Linked DNA regions of Homo sapiens: region 1 is linked to region 2. Evidence: chromatin contacts called from ENCODE Hi-C or POLR2A ChIA-PET data. All regions are on one chromosome and are shown on one strand. The core of a region is the stretch at or near the end of the contact, and the rest is flanking DNA. Distances in the headings are between cores, read along the strand shown. Region 1 holds the start of ADAM15-EFNA4 (ADAM15-EFNA4 readthrough). Region 2 holds the start of PMVK (phosphomevalonate kinase).

The links. A loop is a pair of places that touch in the nucleus more often than their neighbours do. ChIA-PET counts read pairs that join two places held with the same protein, here RNA polymerase II (POLR2A). Pooled maps may share reads with other maps.
Region 1: a map of CD8-positive, alpha-beta T cell shows a loop between it and region 2 (7-fold over the local background). The contact joins the promoter of ADAM15-EFNA4 here to the promoter of PMVK in region 2. A Hi-C loop is called at or near these places in 12 of 168 maps with a recorded cell type or tissue (B cell, CD4-positive, alpha-beta memory T cell, CD8-positive, alpha-beta T cell and 7 more), 26 of 37 single-sample maps with no recorded cell type and 24 of 50 pooled maps. POLR2A ChIA-PET finds 5 or more read pairs at or near these places in 20 of 52 experiments (A673, AG04450, B cell and 15 more).

Annotation. Positions count from the first base shown.
Region 1 is chr1:155,046,510-155,053,366 of GRCh38, reverse strand. ADAM15-EFNA4 (ADAM15-EFNA4 readthrough) reads right to left here and starts at 2,051. Exons shown (of 26, transcript NR_176418.1): 1 at 1,902-2,051; 2 at 590-696. It overlaps DCST1 (DC-STAMP domain containing 1), which reads right to left. Exons shown (of 17, transcript NM_152494.4): 14 at 6,055-6,171; 15 at 5,438-5,580; 16 at 5,197-5,310; 17 at 2,437-2,750. The coding sequence ends at 2,499. It overlaps ADAM15 (ADAM metallopeptidase domain 15), which reads right to left and starts at 2,051. Exons shown (of 23, transcript NM_207197.3): 1 at 1,902-2,051; 2 at 590-696. The coding sequence starts at 1,980. It overlaps DCST1-AS1 (DCST1 antisense RNA 1), which reads left to right. Exons shown (of 4, transcript NR_040773.1): 2 at 4,006-4,098. RefSeq lists a silencer at 1,887-2,346 and an enhancer at 2,817-2,876.
Region 2 is chr1:154,933,979-154,941,677 of GRCh38, reverse strand. PMVK (phosphomevalonate kinase) reads left to right here and starts at 4,959. Exons shown (of 5, transcript NM_006556.4): 1 at 4,959-5,087. The coding sequence starts at 4,993. RefSeq lists enhancers at 3,569-4,510, 4,490-4,689, 4,511-5,453 and a silencer at 5,410-5,509.

The DNA of each region.
Region 1 (6,857 bases), core at 802-3,301, 110 kb before region 2:
AGCCTCTCTAACCAGAAAACCTCAGGCCCACAGAAGAGCACCAGCAATTAGATCACTGGTGGGGGGATCCCAGGGGAGGGGCCAGGAAACCCTGCCTGGCCTGGAGCATTGTTCTGGGGGGTTGTGTGCGGAGGTCAAGGAAGGTATCTGAGCCACCCCTTCTCGGCTTCCTGCCCAGAGAGGAAGCACCGTGTAGGACCCAGCACAAGCCCCAGCCCTTCCTCTGACTCAGCTTTAGAATGGGGTGGGGGGGGGGGGGTTTGGTAAGGTCCTGACTCTTTCCAAATCCCCCCACTGAGAAAACCGACAACATGAGATGAAGAAAGCAAGTTTGGCTTCACAATTTCCCCAGTGGAGATGGATGGGTTGGGTGGGGCTGAGGCAGACAGATACACGTGTGTGCAGAGGGAGAGGGAGATAAGTGAAGCCAGGTGCTGGGGTGTGGTGGGAGAGGCAGCTGGGCCTGGGATAGACCCACTACAGTGAGCTCTACCCACCAGCTCCTCAGCCAAGCTTTGGCTTTGAGACACCTGGCTATACCGGGGCGTGTGTGGATTCGTTTATTTATTAGAGGGGAGTGAGAGCTCACCTGAAGCACCTTTTTGAGGCTAATTGGGAGATCGTCCTGAAGGACCTGGGGCTCCAAGGGCTCCCTCGGGGCCTTCTCTGACTCTGCCTGCTGCTCCTCAGTGCCACCTGCAGGTCCCAGGACACCCCAAGACAGTACTGAGGGAATCGACAGCAGGGCTGGGGGTGACAGGTGCCCTCAGATCCACCAGCTCCCAGCCCATCAAGACCCTTAGGTACCTGAGGGGCTTCCACATTGCATGCTGAGACTTAAAGAAGAATACTGGAAGGAGAGGGTGTCTCTCTAATTTATGGCTTTCCACCCACCAACCCATTCACAAGTCCCCAAGAAAGACTTTCGGCTTGCGCAGCCTGTGGCCCTCCTTGTCCCCTTCCGGCCAATCCCAGGTTCTCACAGGACCCTCCCCGGTTCCCACTCCCTCCCAATCACTCTCCCCCCACTTCAGGAACGCCCCCTCTCGAGACTGAGCTAAGCCTTGTGGCCGGGTGCCCGCTCACCCTCCCCTTCGCTCACATCGGAGATGCCAGGAACGCCCATTTCTGGGTGAGCAGTGCAAACACCCCCACCTCCCTAAACACCCTCATGCCCAGTCAGGCACACCCGCTGCCTACAGCCTCTGCTTCCTCCTCGAGCACCCCCCACCCCCCCAACACACAATGGCCCTCTCTCCTCCGGACACTCCACCCGCGCCTGCCCTCTCGGTCCCGGCCCAAGACAGCAGCGGGAAGTGAAAGTTCCAAGGAGGAGTTGGTGTCCCAGCCTCTTTCCTGGCCAATTCTCCCTTCTCCTGGCTCATCTCGGGCCCCTCCCGCTCGGCCAGGCACTGGTGGCAACAGCACCAGGGTGAGGAGTGCCTGGCGGCCCCAGGCCTGGAATAGAGGCTAGAGAGAATCCTCTTCACTAAACCCTACAAGCCATGCCCGCTCAGCGCCCTGGCACCGGGTCGAACGGTTAGCTAGGCCCCAGAGCAGCGAAGATGCCAGTCCTGGGGAGCAGCGACCCTCTCATCACGATCTTGAAGTGGCGCTGGACAGGCCCCTCGGTACCTGGTACCTGAGCCTGAAAGTGTCCGCAGGGACCGCGCAGAGGATGACCAGGCAGGAGGCAGGGGGCGCCGGCATCCCCCCTCCTTCTCTTTTCACCCCATCGCCAAGTCACCGGGCCCTAGGCCCAGGACAGCGGACCAGGGCGGGCCGCGCTCTGGCTGGGCTCTCCCAGGGTCTCCGTCCGGCCCCATTACCCTAATGCCTTCCGACTTTCCTGCACCTCCCTCCCAGTCCGCCCCCCGACCCACTCCAGGCGGAGGACTCACCTATATTTGGGAGCGGCCAGGAAGGCAGAGGGCTGCCCGCGCCCAGGAGCCCCAGGGCCCAGAGCAGCGCCAGCCGCATGGCAGCGGCGCTCCGGGCCGGGCGAGGGCAGCAAGTGCGGAACAGCGCGCGGAGGAGCGGCCGGCGGCCAGGTCGCCTCGGAGAACCCAGCAGCGCCGCGCGGCCACCAGGCCCCGCCCCGGCCCGCCCCCTCCCACCCGGCCCCAAGCCAAGCTCCGCCCCCGGCAAAGCCCGCCCCGCTGCGCGCCGGGTGCCTCGGGAGCGGGGACACCGCCCACTACGCCCGCGCTGCTCAGCGCTACCGCTTCCCCGCAACTGTGCGGAGTGGGAGCCGGTGCCCGGTCCGACCGGCTTGGGCGGCGCGCCTTCACCCGGCGCCAGGTCCGGACCCCTCCCTAGTAGCTTCGCGGCCTCCCTGCCTCCTGTGCGCGGCCTGGCTCGGAGAGGTCGGGCGGGCAGGCTTTCCCGACTGCAGGCGAGGCAGTGCGCGGCTCACCCCAGTCCCCGACCCACGTGAAGCGTACAGGGCATTTTATTAACCGGGAAGGACGGTGCGGAAGAGCGAGCAGGACGCCTCTTCACCCCGCGTAGGCAGTGTCGTCGTTGCTGTCACTAAAGGCGGAGGAAGAGAGCTCTTCGCGGGGCGTGCAGACCGGGCACCGCTGCCGCATGTCGTCCCAGCACGACCAGCAGTACACGGCCTCGCAGTCCAGCGTCCGGCACACGTAGGACTCGGGCGTCTCGGGTGCCTGGCACACCACGCAGCGCCGGCACAGCCAGCGGCGCAGGAGCGGGCAGCCGCGGTGCAGGATATCCGCCAGCGGGTGGCGCTGTTGGGAGGTGGGCGTTAGCGCCAGCCCGGGAGCGAGGCGGGAAAGAAGGGGAACTGGACAGCGTTTCCTGTCTGAAGTCGCCAGGCCTGACAATTCCCGCGTGTTGGAGGAGGCTGGGTTGGACAAAGGAAACCCCTGGAGGGCGAGGGTGCCTCCCTCCCCAACTCTGTGATGGAGAATGGGAGGATGCACCCTCCAGGCTCTCTCCAAGCGGATATCAGCCACAACTCTCATTTGCACTTTCCTGTAAATCATCTTATTTGGTTCTCACAGTGAGGCTGAGAAGTGAGCAGGCCAGATCGACTATCACTGTTGCTATCCCCACTTTACAGTTGAGAAAGGTGAAGTGACTCTCAAAGTCACACAGATAGTAAACAATCCAACTTGGCTGGACCCCAGGGGCCCTGATTCCAAACCACAAACCTAGTTCACTATGCTCCCTGCCATCCCTCACGACATGTCTCTACACAGTTGTCAGGGATTTTCCACAGGCCACCTTACCCAGGAAGCAGCCACTCTTTGCCCAAGAAACTCCAGAGGCCCTGCTGCCTGCCAGACAGGCAGAACTCTTGGGCTTGGCCTTCAGAGCCTTCCCTCACCTGGTCCCTTTCTAGCCTCTTTCCTACTTTAGCCCTCCCTGAGAGCTGTCTCTTCTGAGCCAGTTTCTCCTGAGACTAGCCCTGGCACTTCGCATTCCCTGTGGACTGAGTCTTTGCACATTCTGCTTGGAATGACTGTCTGGCACATTTCCATCTGTGCATTCACATTCAGTTTGCTTCACGACCCTGTCAAGGAATCCCAGCATGTTCTTTTTTGTTTTTTGTTTTTCATTTTTTCACAACACATTCATTTGGCCCCTATTGTGTGTCATGGGGGCTGGGGGTATCCAGGCCCTAGGGAAAAAGCTAAGCAAACACAGTCTCACTTTTATGAACTTTGTTAGGACTGATTAAATAAGAATGGCTGCCACTCATTGTTTATAATGTCAGGTCCTGTACTAAGATACTGTACATAAATTATTTCAATTCTAAATTAGCCGGGCGTGGTAGTGTGTGCCTGTAATCCCAGCTACTCGGGAAGCTGAGGCACGAGAATCGCTTGAACTGGGGAGGTGGAGGTTGCAGTGAGCCAAGATCACGCCACTGCACTCCAGCCTGGGCGACAGAGTGAGACTTAGTCTCAAAAAAAAAAAAAAATTCAATTCAATTGTCATGTAAGGCAGATAGTGTTATTATCATCTCCTTTTTTTCAGGTGAGAAAACTGATGCTTGGAGATGTGATCACTGCCCAGGGTCACCCAATGATAACATGCATGCATATGGAACTTGCTGCATGCCAGCACCATGTAAGTACAACTCATTTAATCCTTAAAACAACCAGATGGAGTAGTTAACCCCATTTTATGGAAGGCAAAAGCCCAGGCACAGCAGTTAAGTCATGTGCTCAAGGTCACACCGTTGTCATAGTAATGAGGGAAGGAGCCGGGATACACACTTAGGCCCTCTGGCACCGGAGTCCCACACCTGACCACCACTCTAGGCTGATCTCCAGTGAGCAGGCCTTACAGATCTCTCCAGTCTTGCCATTCTTCAGAGGGAGAAACTGAGGCTCAGTGAAGACCTTGGCCAAGGTGACACAACTTAATGAGGGAGTATGGACTGGAGTCTGCTTCCTCAGATTCCATGTGCCTTACCATGTGCCCCTGCATGAGGCCTTCCTGACTCCCAGCCCACCTGCCTCCTCCTGTCCCTTGAACTGCACTGAGCTTCTGGTCTGCAGCCCTCTGGTAGAAACTTTGGTTTTGCCTTGGGCCTCCTGTTTCTGTGCGGCCCTCTTGCTTTTCTATGAGCAGACTGTATTAAATCTCATTCTCCTTTTCTGCCTGCTTCCTAATGGTCCACTGAGTGTCTTAGGCTGGGCTGAATCCTGGGATTCAGAAACGGGCACAGCCCTGACCTTAGGAGCTGGATGGCTGGGGCCCTCAGCATGTGTTGCATCAGATTACACCGGGCTTGGCTGGGCTTGGTGGCTCACGCCTGTAATCCTAGGACTTTGGAAGGCTGAGGTGGGCAGATCACCTGAGGTCAGGAGTTTGAGACCAGCCTGGCCAACATGGTGAAACCCTGTCTCTACTAAAAATACAAAAAAATAGCTGGGCGTGATGGCGTGTGCCTGTAATCCTGGCTACTTGTGGAGTGGGGGGCTGAGATAGGATAATCGCTTGAACCTGGGAGGCAGAGGTTGCAGTGAGCCGAGATCGTGCCACTGCACTCCAGCCTGGGCGACACAGTGAGATTCCATCTCAAAAAATAAAAAGAACTTACCAGGCTCGAGTAGGCCTGCGACCATTGGTGGGTGCTGGGTGGACTGAAGGGAGCTGCCCCTTGCCTGCTGTACTTAGACCCAGCCAGGAGCTGGCAGCAGCACTTACGCCTGGACTTACCGGAGCCTTCTGCTGTCGCTCCCGCCTCAGGATAGCGGCCCTCCTGAGTTTGGTGAAGGCTGCTCTTTTCTTCAATAGGTCATTGTAGAGGAACAGGATCCGCTTCTTCTCTCGCTGGGGGCAGGAAGGGGGTCAATGATAGAGAAAGGCATCCCCCAAATATGGAGTTGGTAGGGAGCTGGGTGGTGTGTGTGTGTGTGTGCAGGTGTGTAGGGGTGGAGAGGTCTGGGGAGGGGCAAACCTTGGGGAAGTAGAAGGCTGCGATGACCCTCCGGAGTCGGTAGCCAAAAGCCTGTAACAGGCAGAGACACACTAACAGGCCAATCGGTACTGCAGCTCTCCAGTAGGCCCTGGCATCCAGGCCCACAGGCTGGGGCAGGCAGGCTAGGGGAGGGGCAGGCCAGGGGTCTGGTCAGGACCAGCCAAGGGGCAGGGCAGCCCTGGGTTGGACTTCCCATCCCAGTGGGAGGTGCAGTCCTCTGATTCCCCTGCTCTCCTCCTGCCTGCCCCTCACTGCAGAACTGCCCTGTCAGTACTGTAGCCGCTGGGCCCAATGTGGCACAGATCTTGCAGATTTCTATCTTGACTGAATGTCCTGTTGGACAGTGCTGCTCTGGAGGGCTGGGGCCCCCTAGCCACAAGACCCTGGCCTCCAGACTCCTCTGACTGAAGCTGGTCATGCTCCCCTTTTTCAAGCCTGCCCAGATGTGTTCCCTGCTCCGATTTCCCCAGCTCAAGCGCTCCAACCCCCATCTCTCCACACCCAAGGCCCAGGCCCCTAACTCTTTACCTTGGAGTCTTTTGACCCTTGCCCCACCGCCCTCGATTCCTCTGATCCAAACTTTCAGCATCACTCACGCATGTTGTTTGATTCCATCACTGTCTCTGAGGAGGTGTTCAGGGCCCCAATGGTTTTTCGAAGAAGCCGGGCTAGCATGGAGTCTCCCCCGACCTTCACCTCCAGTTTATGACTGCCTGCGGCCAGGAGGACAGGTAGGGAAGTCAGGGCAGGTGGAGAAATCAGGAATGTGTTAAGGGGGTGGATGTCAGGGAGGGGTCAAGACACAGAAATGCTTCTCAGCTGCCTGAGTCTTTCTGTCCCTTCCTGAATCCTAACCCCTCCCTGCTCCCAGTTGTAAGTGTAAAGGGGTACAGAGCCCCCCTCCCCTGCTGTGAGAGCTGTCAGGTTGCAGGGCTGTCATTTGACCTTGAGGAGGACAGGGAGGGGCTGAATCACAGAAAGGGGAAAAGAACAGGCAGAAGGATGGCTGGCACAGTGGCACACACCTGTAATCCCAGCACTTTGGGTGGCCGAGGCAGGTGGATCACTTGAGGTCAGGAGTTCGAGACCAGCCTGACCAACATGGTGAAACTCTGTCTCTACTAAAAATAGAAAAATTAGCTGGCCGTGGTGGCTCACACCTGTAATCTCAGCTACTCAAGAGGCTGAGGCAGGAGAACTGCTTGAACCTGGGAGGTGGAGGTTGCAGTGAGCTGAGATTGTGCCAATGCACTCCTCCAGCCTGGGTGACAGAGCGAGACTCTTTGTCTCAAAAAAAAAAAAAAAAAAGAGGCAGAAGGACGAGGCACAGTTGGAAGAACTAGGGTGGGGTGGCTGTGCAGGCATTGGAGTTCTCCAGAGGGTGTCTCTTGGGCCTGGA
Region 2 (7,699 bases), core at 3,710-6,209:
GAAGGTCAGAGGCACATTGCTCCTTTTGAGAGTGGCTCCCAGCCTCGTCCGGCTGGGCCCAAGGACACACACTGGACTGGCTGGCTGTTGCCATGGGAACCTCCCAGGGTTACCCTGACACAGGAATGTCTCCTCATCCTGCCTGGTTCTGGGCCACAGATGTTCCTGGCCCCTTCACATGCTCACAGCAGGGGTCTGGTAGGGACAGTGCAGGTTGCAGGGTAGGGGTGTGGAGGGCTGTTGCCTAAATCAGACAACAGGTTCTTCCCCTCCCCAACTCAGCTGCCTGAGCCACAGAAGCCCCTTGTTAAGCACTTATCTGAGTTCCCTGTCCCACCTCTCCCAGGTCTCCCTTAAGGTGGCCACCCATCTCTTTGGTAACCTTTGGCACCCAGGATAGGTGACTGCCGCTCCCAAATGGAGAACAACAGTGAACCCCTTCCCCGCTCACCTGTTCTTCTGGCTGGGCCTGTTCCTGGCTCACCTGTTCCTGGGCCAGGGGGGCTCCCAGCCCAGATCTTTTCTAACCAGAGCTTTGACCTGAGCGAGATTTGAAGTCGGAAACCCCAGAGTGGCGGTCTCCACCGCTGCCCACCTGTGGGCCTTGGGCAAGAGGGCTCTCCTTGCTTAAGGGCTCAGCTTTCTCATCATTGAAGTGGAGACCACAGACTCTGCTCTCAGAGGCTGTCCCGAGGGTGAGATGAGTCAATGTAAGATACATGAAAAGGCTTTGCAAGCTAAAGGGCACTGAAACAGAGCAGTTATTTTTATTGTACTTAACCTCTAAGGGGGAAACTGGGAGCCACTGGGAGCTACTGATATGGGAGGAAAGGGTGTTGGTTCCCCGATGTGGCAGGAGCTGGCGGGAAAAGATGCTAACTAGCATTCAGGTCTCAATACTGTGCTAGATGCTGTGGGGCCCCCCAATCCTTGCCCCGAGGCTAATTGGATTAGCTGCATACAAAGCAGAATTTTAATAGTACTCTCTTAATGGTGCCAGGAGCAGTCTGCCAACTGGGTGAAGAGGAAGAAAGGGGTGGCCTTTGAGTTGGATCTTGAAAGATAATAGGATTTCAGAGATGGGAGAATGGGGGAAGGTATTTCAGGCTAGGCAAAGGTGAGGCCTGAGGTAAGGGTGTTATAGCCTATAGCTAGATGGTTCACAGAGGGGGCAAATTCTGCCACTGGCAGCCTGCAGGTCTGAGGGGATGGCTACTGTAGGAAATGGGAGGGGTGCCACTAATCCTCACCATTCCCCCCACCCTCCACTTCCTCTCCAGAGCAGGGCCCCTTTGCAGGAGTTCTCACCAGCATGGGGCACTTACCTTCGCTCAGCCCCAGGGGAGGCATTCAGCAGAGGGGAGGGTCATCCATTGAGGTCATCACTGAGACTCTGTTCAAAATCAAAGGGACAGGTCATCTGGCTAGAGCAGGATAGGCAGACACCTGAAGCCACATGCTGTGGAGAGGAAAGTGCTAGATAGCTCCCTTTGGAAGGTCCATTGCCCATGGGTCAAACAGGCTGGCCATCAATGCTTGCTCATCTGGAATGACAGGACTAGTCCAGAAATAGTGGCATGAGGCCAGCAAAGGAACAGGCTGGCTGGGCGCTGTGGCTCATGCCTGTAATTCCAGCACTTTGGGAGGCTGAGATGGGAGGTTGGCTTGAGGCCAGGAGTTCGAGACCAGCCTGGGAAACATAGCAAGACCTTATCTCTACTAAAAATTAAAAAAAAAAAAAAAAGTTTAACTCAGCATGGTGGCACACACCTGTAGTCCCAGCTACTCAGCAGGCTGAAGGTGGAAGGATTGCTTGAGCCCAGGACATCAAGGCTGCAGTGAGCTTATGATCCGCCACTGCACTTCCAGCCTGGGCACAGAGTGAGACCCTGTCTCAAAAAAAGAAAAGAAACAAGCCATGGCTGTCATCTAGGTGGATCATTAACTTTTCTTTCTTTTTTTTTTTTTTTTTTGAGATGGAGTCTCGCTCTGTTGTTCAGGCTGGAGTGCAGTGGCGTGATCTCTGATCTCCGCTCACTGCAAGCTCCACCTCCTGGGTTCACGCCATTCTCCTGCCTCAGCCTCCCGAGTGTAGCTGGGACTACAGGTGCCTGCCACCACGCTTGGCTGTTTTGTTTTTTTTTTTTTGTATTTTTAGTAGAAATGGGGTTTCACCGTGTTACCCAGGATGGTCTCGATCTCCTGACCTCGTGATCTGCCCGCCTCGGCCTTCCAAAGTGCTGGGATTACAGGCATGAGCCACTGCACCGGGCCACATTTAACTTTTTTCCCCTGGGTTGTGGAAGGCAGGCAGAGCATGTTATATAATGTAACCAGTTCCACCAGCTAGTGGACTTGGGAGGGAAGTGCTACTTTGGGGAGTATTTGAGCAAGTGACCTTGGAGGGTTGGGTGGATGAGCATGTGAGTTTGCAGGTTGAGCAGCTTCTGGTGATGACAAAGCCCAGGGTGTGTCCATAGGAGCTGGCCTCTGAGGAGGAGAGGGGGGAAAAGGCTTTGAACAGCCAGGGCCAAGGGATTGAGCAGCGGGGTGTTGGATGGGCTGGCCATGACCGTGATGTCACCGAGGATGATGACAGCAACTCTGTAGAAAAGGAGACTGGGAGCCAGTGGCTGAGTCTCAGAAAATGAGAATGAGGCTGGGTGCAGTGGCTTACACTGGTAATCCCGGCACTTTTGGAGGCTGAGGCCAGAGAGGACTGCTTGAGCCCAGGAATTCCAGACTAGCCTGGCCAACATAGCAAGACCCCGTCTGCATAAAGAAACAAAAGAAAATGAAAATGAACCACCAGGATTGCTGGGCTGCCAGTACTGAGGAAAGCAGGAGGGTAGCGCAGGCAGGTGGCATGAGCCTTAGAGGAACCATAGTTTTCCAAGAGGCAGGATGAGTAATGGTGTGGAAATTAAAATGGGGAGGAAGGGAGGCCATAGACTCAAAGCGGATGCTGAGGGATGAGGGCTGGGAGACTAAAGCCTCCACTTGAGACACCAGTAAGGGACAGTGGAGTTCAGTTGAGGCATACTAGGAAGCCTAGTATGGGGGAAGTTTTTTTTTATTTTTTGAGACGGAGTCTTTTTCTGTTGTCCAGGCTGGAGCGCAGTGGTACAATCTTGGCTCACTGCAACCTCTGCCTCCCAGGTTCAAGTGTTCTCATGCCTCAGCCTCCTGAGTAGCTGGATTGCAGGTGCCCGCCACCACGTCCAGCTATCCAGCTAATTTTTGTATTTTTAGTAGAGATGGGGTTTCACCATGCTGGCCAGGCTGGTCTCGAACTCCTGCCCTCAGGTGATCCGCCTTGGCCTCCCAAAGTGCGGAGATTACAGGCGTGAGCCTGGGGGAAGTTTTCTGATCGCTCACTAGGTATTCAGGGAGCTGGATCTCAGAGTCAGAGAGGGAGGTAAGGGGCGTGCATTGGGTCAGGTGAGGAAAGAGACTCCGGGAGTAAGTTCTGACTCCTTCCATGTGACTCAGGTAAAACAGGAGATGTGGACTTTCCGTGGAGGCCCAAATACATGTTTATTGAAGATGAGCTGGAAAATCTGATTCTGTGTTGAATGACGAAGTGCTAAGAATAAATAACAACCCCTTACATCTGGATGATACTTGAGAACTTACAAAGTATTTTATTGTACCTTGTCATATATTTTCTTCATTCCTTTCTTATTATAACCCTGGGAAGTGGGCCTTATCAGTGGTAAACTCAGAGTGACTTGCTAAGTGTCCAAGCTGGGACTGAAAATCCACTCTGTGCTGCCTTCTAGGGCGTTGATGAGTGCAGTGTTTTCTGGGTTGCTGAAAAAAAACAAAAAAAACCCCAAAAAACAAAAAACCACCTCCTTAAGTCTGTTCTTTTTGCATCTGACCACTCTCCTGTGCCTCTTTTCAACATTCAGGAAATTAATGGTTTCTCCCTAAGTCTCCACACTACACTTTTTCTCTAGTGGAGGCAGTAATGAGTTGCAGGCTCTGTTCTGACATGCTCAGAAAAATGCAGGACGGCAAGTCATAGCCAAAAACAACTCGACGTACTCAGCTGGGGCAACCCGTCACCTACTGCGGGAAGAGGCAGAACCGGGGATGCAGGGAAAGGACAGATTATTCTTATCCTGCCTCTCAAACTTCTGGCTGGGAGCCAGACTTCGGATGAAACCAGGCAATCTCATCTAGGGATTCAACGCTCCCTTACTATTGATGTCACCCACGCCGTTTGCTTCCGAAAACCTTTGGGCCGGAGGCTGCGGCTAGAAAAGCAATCAAAGGTTTCTCGCCGGGCTTAAAGGGCCACATCTTAGTGACGTCTCGGGTTATAAAATCTGCTTGACAATGAAATATCGTGTGCGCGATTCTGCTCCTCCCCCGACATGACGTGGCCAGACACGCCGCTCGCGTCAGGGCTGCCTTACGCCCCCAGGAAGACCCATTCCCACTCTGGGGCGCGCGCAGATTTGCTGTGGCACATGTACTATAACGCACAGGCAAAAGGGCAGTTTCCAAAACGTCTCCAACGTGATCTCACTCCAGAGATTTTTTTTCCTAAAGTTTTAGGGCTGCGCGGAAGGGAACATGGGGTTCACCTCAGGAAATTTCAGACGTCACCCCCCTCGGAGGAAGGTAGTCGCGTCCGGTTCCTCCCCGGGTGTCAGTTAAGCAGGCCAGGCTGTGAGCGAAGGTTCTGGGCGGGGCTGGACTGTTCTAAGTGAGTTCGGGTGGGGGAGCTTCACGAGGGGAGGCTGCTCTGTGAAGGAACCGCCTTTCTCTCCGCGTGTCTCACCCTTTTCTCCCCATATCTGTTTGGACATGAGCTGAGGGCACGGTCGCGGGCGGTCAGCCCTGTTCGCAGCTACGGCGAGGAGGGGCGCGATTGTTCCTTGTTGCCGCTCCGCTTAGTGGCCGCGTCCATTCCGCGCGGTGTCCCGATTTTAGGGGTAGGGAGAAGTGTCAGCTTCAGGCATCGCGAGGCGTGGCGGCCCCATGGCCCCGCTGGGAGGCGCCCCGCGGCTGGTACTGCTGTTCAGCGGCAAGAGGAAATCCGGGAAGGACTTCGTGACCGAGGCGCTGCAGAGCAGGTGTCCGTGAGGCGGGAAAGGTGGAAGGGGGAGCTCTCCGCATCACGTGACACGAGGAGTGCTTTTGGGTGTCACGGAGTGAGCTTTGGAGTACGGGTCGTCCGTTTGCAAGGCAGGAGGAGCACTGGGCTGGGGAAGGTGGAATGCCACCATTACATAAAACAGTAGTCTACACAGGCGAGCCTCAAAGAAGCAGGTGACCACCTCTCCAAAGACCTTCAGCTGCAGGTCTCTCTGAGAAGCATTAATAATGGTTCCTACGAAGGCACTTTCTATATACCAGGCGTTGGATACCAGCCTGGGCAACATGGCGAGACCCCGCCTCTACGAAAAATCCAAAAAGTAGCTGGGCGTGGTGACGCGTGCCTGTGGTCCCAGCTATTCAGGAGCCTGAGGTAGAAGAATCGCTTGAGCCCGGGAGGCGGAGGTTGCAGTGAGGCGAGATTGGCCACTGCACTCCAGCCTGGGCGACAGAGCGAGACCCTGTCTTAAAAAAACAAAACAAAAAACCCTCTTCACCTCTTTGTTAGGTACTGTGTGCCATTATTAGCATCTCCATTTCACAGGTGAAGAAACTGAGGCTCTTAAAAAGTTAAACAGGCCGGGTGTGGTGGTCATGTCTGTCACCCCAGCACTTTGGGAGACAGAGGTGCGAGGATGGCTTGAGAGCCCAGTAGTGGAGACCAGCCTGGGCAACACAGTAAGACCCTAGTCTCTACAAAAAAATGGAAAAGTTAGCCTAGTGCGATGGCGAGCACCTCTAGTCCAAGCTACTCAGGAGGCTGAGGTGGGAGGATCGCTTGAACCTGGGGGCTACAGTGAATTGTAATCATGCTACTGTCCTCCAGTCCTTGCAGCAGAGCCTGAGACCCTGTCTCGAAGTAAAATAAAATAAAATAACATACGAAGTTAACAACAAAAAACCCTTGCTGGTCACAAAGTAAGTGGCAAATCCAGGATTCAAATTCAGCTTTGTGGTTCATGATGGGCATCTCAGCAATTAATATATAATTGAAACAAAAAGAAAAAAAACCCAAACAAATTCAACTTTATCTTGCGCCAAGGACTGGTTTCTTTCTGTTTTATCTGGCTGCCTCCCCAAATAATAATACCTTTTGCACAGTGTTTTCTGTCAAAGCAAGATCTTCTGTGCAGGAGCATTTTGCTGAGACCTGGGCTAGGAGAGCAGAGGTTGGGGAGAAAGTGGGGCTCCTCTCCTCTTGAAGGCCAGTGTGGTGGGGGTACCAGGAAGCTGCTTTTGGGTACCACGGGGGTTCTATGAAGGTGTGGGAGAGCCCAGAGCAGAGGTCACCACCTGAATTTTTCATCACTAAGTATCTCACCACCTTTTCCTAAGTTGCATTTCTCCTCACCTCCAAACCCTGACGTCAAATAGTGGTCCGAAGCACAGGCTCTGGAATTAGACTGCTGGGATGCAAACCCTGGCTCACTGTTGATTAGTGTGTGATCTTGTACACATCTGTCATTCACTCTGTGCCTCATGTTTTTTTTTTTTTTTTTTTTTTTTTTTTGAGACGGAGTCTTGCTCTGTCACCCAGGCTGGAGCGCACCCAGGTTGCGGCTCACCGCAACCTCTGTCTCCTGGGTTCAAGCGATTTTCCTGTCTCAGCCTCCCGAGTAGCTGGGATTACAGGTGTGTGCCACCATGCCCAGCTAACTTTTGTATTTTTAGTAGAGACAGGTTTCACCATGTTGGCCAGGCTGGTCTGGAACTCCTGACCTCAGGTGATCTGCCTGCCTCGGCCTCCCAGAGTGCTGGGATTACAGACGTGAACCACCACCGCACCTGGCCTGCGTCTCAGTTTTGTCATCTGTAAAATGGGGATGATAATAGGGTGGTTGTGGGGATTAAATGAGATAATGTGTGTGAAGGGCTTAGAATAATTATTGGCACCTAGCAGAGGTGCAGGAACTAAATGTTGGCTATATTTATTTTACCAATCTTGGCTTCACTACTTGCAGTGTTGCTTTGGGGGAGTCAATCCTCCTTTCACAACCTCAGCTTCCTCATCTGAAACATGAAAATAAGAACACTTACAGCCAGGGCAACATAGTGAGACCCCCTCTCTACAAAAGATAAAAAAAATTAGCTGGGTATGGTGGTGCATGCCAGTAATCCCAGATACTCAGGAGGCTGAGGTGCGAGGATTGCCTGAGCCCAGGAGTTCAAGATTGTAGTGAGCTGTGATCATACCACTGCACTCTAGCCTGGGTGACAGCAAGACCCTGACTCTTAAAAAACCAAACCAAAACAAAACAAAGAACACTTATCGTTGGGCGCAGTGGCTCACGCCTGTAATCCTAGCACTTTGAGAGGCCGAGAAGGGTGGATCACTTGAGCTCAGGAGTTCGAGACCAGCCTGACCAACATGGTAAAACCCTTCTCTACTAAAAATACAAAAATTAGTGGGACGTGGTGGCGCCGGCCTGTAGTCCCAGTTACTTGGGAGGCTGAGGCAGGAGAATAGCTTAAACCCAGGAGGTGCAGGTTGCAGTGACCTGAGATTGCACCACTGCATTCCAGCCTGGGCTACAGAGTGAGACTCAGTCTCAAAAACAGCACTTATCTTCCTGTGCGTTAAGTGTATTGT